2 separate regions of the Mus musculus genome follow, and region 1 is linked to region 2. Evidence: chromatin contacts called from ENCODE Hi-C or POLR2A ChIA-PET data. All regions are on one chromosome and are shown on one strand. The core of a region is the stretch at or near the end of the contact, and the rest is flanking DNA. Distances in the headings are between cores, read along the strand shown.

Region 1 (2,700 bases), core at 76-2,575, 100 kb before region 2:
AGCATGAGAAGCTGGGATCCCCAAAACGAGAAAGGATCAAAGCTGATGGTCCCAGGTGCTAGTTAGAAGTTCTGAGTCACCTCGAAAGAAAGTCTCGGGACGCAGTCCCGCACGGTAGTCCCTGGAATGGAGACTGCGGGAAGAGGGGGGGGCAGGGAGCGGGAAAGGTTCTGTTCCATGACTGCAAGATTTGGAATCTCAGCGACTTGGGTTCAGACTTGGAGAGCTCCAATAAAAATAAGAGTTTAAGGACATATCCCTGAATTGGAAGACTCGGATCAGAAAGTAACGTAGCCACAAGCGCGTGCAGCAGAAAACTCACCCGAACCCGTTCGCCTCCATGGTAAACAGTAACTGAGCGGTCTCCGCTTTAATCTGAGGCTCCGCCCCGACACCCCAGTCCCCGCCCCTTCCTGAAGAGAACCCTGGGCGGCGCCATATTGAGAACCACGTGACCGATCCAGTGACAGCTGTGGGGCTGCCCTCCCTGCTGCCCGTAGGACCCAAACAATTTTTTACCGTAAAGTCCACTGTTGCGACGCAGTAGCAAATGCCCCAAAGAAATGACTTCCCAATACATGTTAAAACTTTTCTCATCTGTGGTATAGAAGACTTAGTACAAGCCTCGCTCTCACTCCAGTCCATGAGTCTCACAATGTCGTCTAGCTGTATAGAAACCGAAGATTTTAGGCTCTACATTTACACTACTAACCAATTTGTAGAAGTGGTAAGAGTGCTGAGCAGGACAGGAACTGCTCTAGCAATCGTCTAGGAAGCCAAAATCGCATTTAAGTGGGCAACGATTATTAGTCTCCTGGAATTAGAAACAACAAATAGCATCTATCCAGAACGATTGTACATTCCTATCAGTGACTGGAAAAGGGGTCATTCTACCAAACATTTTAGTCACACGCCCCCTAGGATAGTTGAACAATTTTTATAAGATTTCTCAAGCCTGGTGTGGTGGCTCACGCTTTCAATCCCAGCAGTCGGATGGTAGAGGTGCGAGGATCTTTGAGTTTGAGGCTAACCTGATCTACAGACTGTAGTGAGTTCCAGGACAGCCAGGACTACACAGAGAAACAAAACAACACAATAACAACAAAAAGATTTCTTCAAATGTAATATTCGTTGGGGACGGGGAGACAAAGACAGGACTCCAAATCATCAGAGTGGGTCGAATAAAGACTGAACAAGGATAGTAGCACTCGGTGGCGGGTTACAAAATAGGAACACCTGACACTATGGTGGTAATAGGTTGTGCATTTAATCTAAAACATACGGTAAGGTAGGGTGGGAGGTGGGGCCGGGTGTGGTGGGAAGCTCTGCTTGCTGTCCCCTGGCTGCGGCCGGCCAGGGTTTCCCTGGACGAGTCTCACTTCAGCGGCTTCGCTATGGCCGGCCCTGGCCCCGGCGCGGCGCTTGAGTCCCCGCGGCAGCTCCTGGGTCGCGTGCGCTTCCTGGCGGAGGCGGCGCGGAGCCTCCGGGCCGGGCTGCCACTGCCTGCGGCGCTAGCTTTCGTGCCGCGGGAAGTGCTCTACAAGCTGTACAAGGACCCGGCGGGACCCTCGCGCGTGCTGCTGCCCGTGTGGGAAGCAGAGGGCCTGGGGCTGCGTGTGGGAGCCGTGGGCGCTGCCCCGGGCACAGGCTCTGGACCCCTGCGCGCCGCCCGTGACAGTATCGAGCTCCGGCGCGGCGCCTGTGTGCGCACCACTGGCGAGGAGCTGTGCAACGGCCACGGGCTCTGGGTGAAGTTGACCAAGGTGCGCCCCGGATGGCAGGGACCCCACAAAAGACCCCCTGGATCTAGCCAGAGCCCTGGTTGTTCCGCCCCCTTATCCCATAATGAGCTGGCATTGCTTTCCGTGCTCTTTGCCCCGGGCTGGGCTGGGCGAGCAATTGAGTTGATTTCTGTCCCCATCTGACTCGTCCCTGCAGGAGCAGCTGGCCGAACACCTGAGTGACTGTAGTCTGGACGAAGGCTGGCTTCTAGTGTGTCGACCAGCAGAGGGCGGAGCCCGCCTTGTACCTATTGACACTCCCGACCACCTGCAGCGGCAGCAGCAGCTATTTGGCGTGGACTACCGGCCGGTGCTCAGGTCCTGCAACTCAAAGGACGCTATTTGGTGTCTGGCGGATGCGGAGGGTTTCGAAACACAACCAAAATCTAAACCTTGGGTTGTGTGAGAGAGAGAGATTTGGGTGGAGGTGGGGTAAGAACTGGCAGAGATGAGACCTGAAGGGGGATGAGGCTTCTAGGCTTGGAGCTAGAACTCCAAGGCTCCAGATCCTGAAGGTGGTGTCCTGTTTCCCCGTACCTCCCTCCTCATTTACTCCACTCTGTGCCTACAGATGGGAACAGGTAGTGGACCTGACCTATTCACATCGCCTGGGATCCAGGCCTCAGCCAGCAGAGGCATATACAGAAGCTATACAAAGGCTACTGTGAGTTATCTGGAACGGGGTGGGAGAGGAGGGAGCAGGGCCTGAATCCAACCTAATTAGGGGCTTGGGGCTATTTAGCTATGTGCCCCCAACATGGACATATGAGTGCGACGAGGACCTGATCCACTTCTTATATGACCACCTGGGCAAAGAAGATGAGAACCTGGGTAGTGTGAAGCAGTATGTGGAGAGCATAGATGTTTCTTCCTATACGGTGGGTACTGGACTCCTCCTGTGCCTAGATACAGTCACATC
Region 2 (2,700 bases), core at 116-2,615:
CTGGGGAACCCTTAGGATTAAGCCCTGGAGCTGATGATGTTAATTTGCACAAGTTTGGCAGTATGTAGCAAGGCCAAAACCATATTCATGCTTTTTGACCCAAACAACCCCATTTCTGGGAATCTGTCCTGAGGACATTCTGCAAATGATTGATGAGAGGACTGTGTAGTAATATAAAATATTTATGATATAATGATTAAGAAGTCTGGAAGAATTGAGCAAGAGGCTAGCCAGATGTGATAGCAGTATCAGAACAACAGATTTATTGAAGTCTTTTTTTTCCCCCAAAAAACGTATTTTGTTTCTGAGGCAGAATCTTTCTAGGTAGCCCTGGCTGTTCCAGAATTCTCTATGTAGACCATGCTGAGACCTGGAACTCACAAGAGATGGGCCTGCCACTGCCCGGCTCCTTTCCCAAATGTTCTGTATGAGGAGTCAGACTTTTACCCTCAGATGACCGATCAGAGTTTAACAGTCAGGAGCACAGAAATAGCACAGTCACTTGGAAAAGCAACATGTTTCCCAATGTTGTACATAAATTATGTCATCACAAATACAATTATCAGACAGGCTGGGCAATACAGGACTGTTATAGTCCCTTAACTTGACAGACACAACCAGGATAAGGAGTTGAAGGCCAAGCTGAACTACTTAAGACCATGTCTCACAAAAAAAAGTTAAAATAAAAATTTAAAAATACAATACACAAACTGAATGTTAATAAGAACCACAAAGAAAAAAGCAATTATCTGCCAAGGCTTCCAAAAGTTTAGGCTGACTGATTCAAGTTCAGGCTTAAAAGTTATCTGCCAAGACAAAGGGGCCCCAACATGTACAAAGGCAAGAACATGTGAACTTAGGAAATTACTGAGGGCAATTCGGGACTGGAAGGCAACTGAGTGGGTGTGAGGCACTTAGAGGAAAAAAAAAAGCTTTAGTTGGATGGTGCAGGGCTTTGGGCTTTGGTGCAGCCGTGGGATTTGCATTTTAGAGCTGAGTCTGGCCTGCTTGGAAAGAGTGGAAAGGAGGTCCTTAGGGTTGCGCTGGGTCGGGAAGAAAGGGTGGCCCAAAGGGGACCAGCAGACTCCCTTTCTCAACATCCTGACTTACACTTGGCCAACGACTAGCGCCTCCAGGATCACCCTCCCTTCTCCTCTCCTTAGGGCCCCGCGGGCGGGCTGGGGAGCCCGGGAGGCGAGGCAAAGGGGTGGCCCTGCCTGGGTGGTCTCCTGCCCCGCCCCCTGCGGCGCCGTTACCTAGCAACGGATCCGGCTGCAAGGCAGCGGGTAATTTGCCGCCCCCTTAGCCAATGGGAGGGCGTCACCCCGGCCCGCTCCTTTTTTTCTGAGCCTCCTGGTGCTTCCCGAGATCCACAGTCGCCACCTTTAGCTGTGAGGTGCTTCGCAGCCAGTCGGGTCCACCCACACGCGGAGCCCTCTTTGGACCACAGCCCACAGATCCAGCGGGGCTTGGGGCCACCACCCCGCACCGCCGCTGCGGGCTGCTCCTGTGCATCTTTACGCGCGCCTCACCCAGGACCGTATGGCCGTTCACGGCAGCTAGGAATCCTCAGGTGAAGCCGGGCGGCACAAGGCGCCAAGCTAGCCTATGGCAGCGCTCAGATAACGCAGGTTGGGGGCGCTCGCGCCCCCCATCCTCACCAGCATGGTTCGGCCACTGTCCCTTGGAGAGCTACCTCCCAGCTACACACCTCCAGCTCGGTCCTCCGCACCTCATGTGAGTAGAGGGGCTGGGTTTGTAACTTAAACGTCGCTTGAACATCTGTAGGGCTAGAAGTCTAGTGTTACTGGATCTGTGTTTGAAGACAAGCGAGAGCCAGCAAGTGATTTGTTAGTTTATTTCCTATTATCTGGTCAGTGAAAATAGTTATGTCTGTGGGTTCACCTCTTTGCCTAGCTGACAACGAGTGTGTGTGTTCACGACTCATAACCTTCTAAAAATGGGCATTTTCAGGTGTGCTTATGGAGAAGGCACAGGGAAAGAGAGTTAAATCTTCCACATTTGAAACCTTTATCTGTAGCTGTTTCCTGCCCTGCATCCAGAAGTCAGGAAACTGGGACTTGACCGGGAGAAAAGGGAAAGCTCCTCCATTGTTGTGCTGACAGCTGGCTGACCTCCTCCTCTCTCTATCCCAGATCCTAGCTGGGAGCCTGCAGGCTCCTCTCTGGCTTCGAGCTTACTTCCAAGGTCTACTCTTCTCCCTGGGGTGCAGGATCCAGAAACACTGCGGCAAAGTGCTCTTCCTGGGACTGGTGGCCTTTGGGGCTCTGGCACTGGGTCTCCGAGTGGCTGTAATTGAGACAGACCTAGAACAGCTCTGGGTAGAAGGTGAGTTACTGGAGCTGGCCGTAGCTGCTTTGGTCAAGGATCGAGAGGGCCATCTCCTGTTCAGAGCCTGTGTATCTGGGTGTGTTGCAGAAAGCCTACCTCTCTCCCAATCTCCCTCAGTGCTGTGGATGAAGCCCAGGGCATTGTGCAAGCTAGGCAAGTCTTTACCATCAACTGTCTCACACCTATCTCTCTCACCCATAAATGGACAACTCTAGATGGTAGCCTCTTATGAATAAGCTTGTGGAATATTCATCTTTGATTATGTGTCTGCTTATTTAGCGTTTATAGCTAGGTTTCTTTTAACTGTACATCAGAGTTTACAAATGGAACAAGATGTATTTTTCAATA

The links. A loop is a pair of places that touch in the nucleus more often than their neighbours do. ChIA-PET counts read pairs that join two places held with the same protein, here RNA polymerase II (POLR2A).
Region 1: a map of T-helper 1 cell shows a loop between it and region 2 (2.0-fold over the local background). The contact joins the promoter of Hectd3 here to the promoter of Ptch2 in region 2. A Hi-C loop is called at or near these places in 3 of 37 maps with a recorded cell type or tissue (T-helper 1 cell and heart). POLR2A ChIA-PET finds 5 or more read pairs at or near these places in 3 of 5 experiments (all embryonic stem cell).

The regions. Positions count from the first base shown.
Region 1 is chr4:116,994,009-116,996,708 of GRCm38, forward strand. Hectd3 (HECT domain E3 ubiquitin protein ligase 3) reads left to right here and starts at 1,326. Exons shown (of 21, transcript NM_175244.4): 1 at 1,326-1,763; 2 at 1,939-2,099; 3 at 2,353-2,445; 4 at 2,524-2,659. The coding sequence starts at 1,395. It overlaps Urod (uroporphyrinogen decarboxylase), which reads right to left and starts at 405. Exons shown (of 10, transcript NM_009478.4): 1 at 323-405. The coding sequence starts at 342.
Region 2 is chr4:117,094,691-117,097,390 of GRCm38, forward strand. Ptch2 (patched 2) reads left to right here and starts at 1,366. Exons shown (of 22, transcript NM_008958.3): 1 at 1,366-1,737; 2 at 2,157-2,349. The coding sequence starts at 1,666. RefSeq lists enhancers at 462-2,160, 1,001-1,459, 1,022-1,521.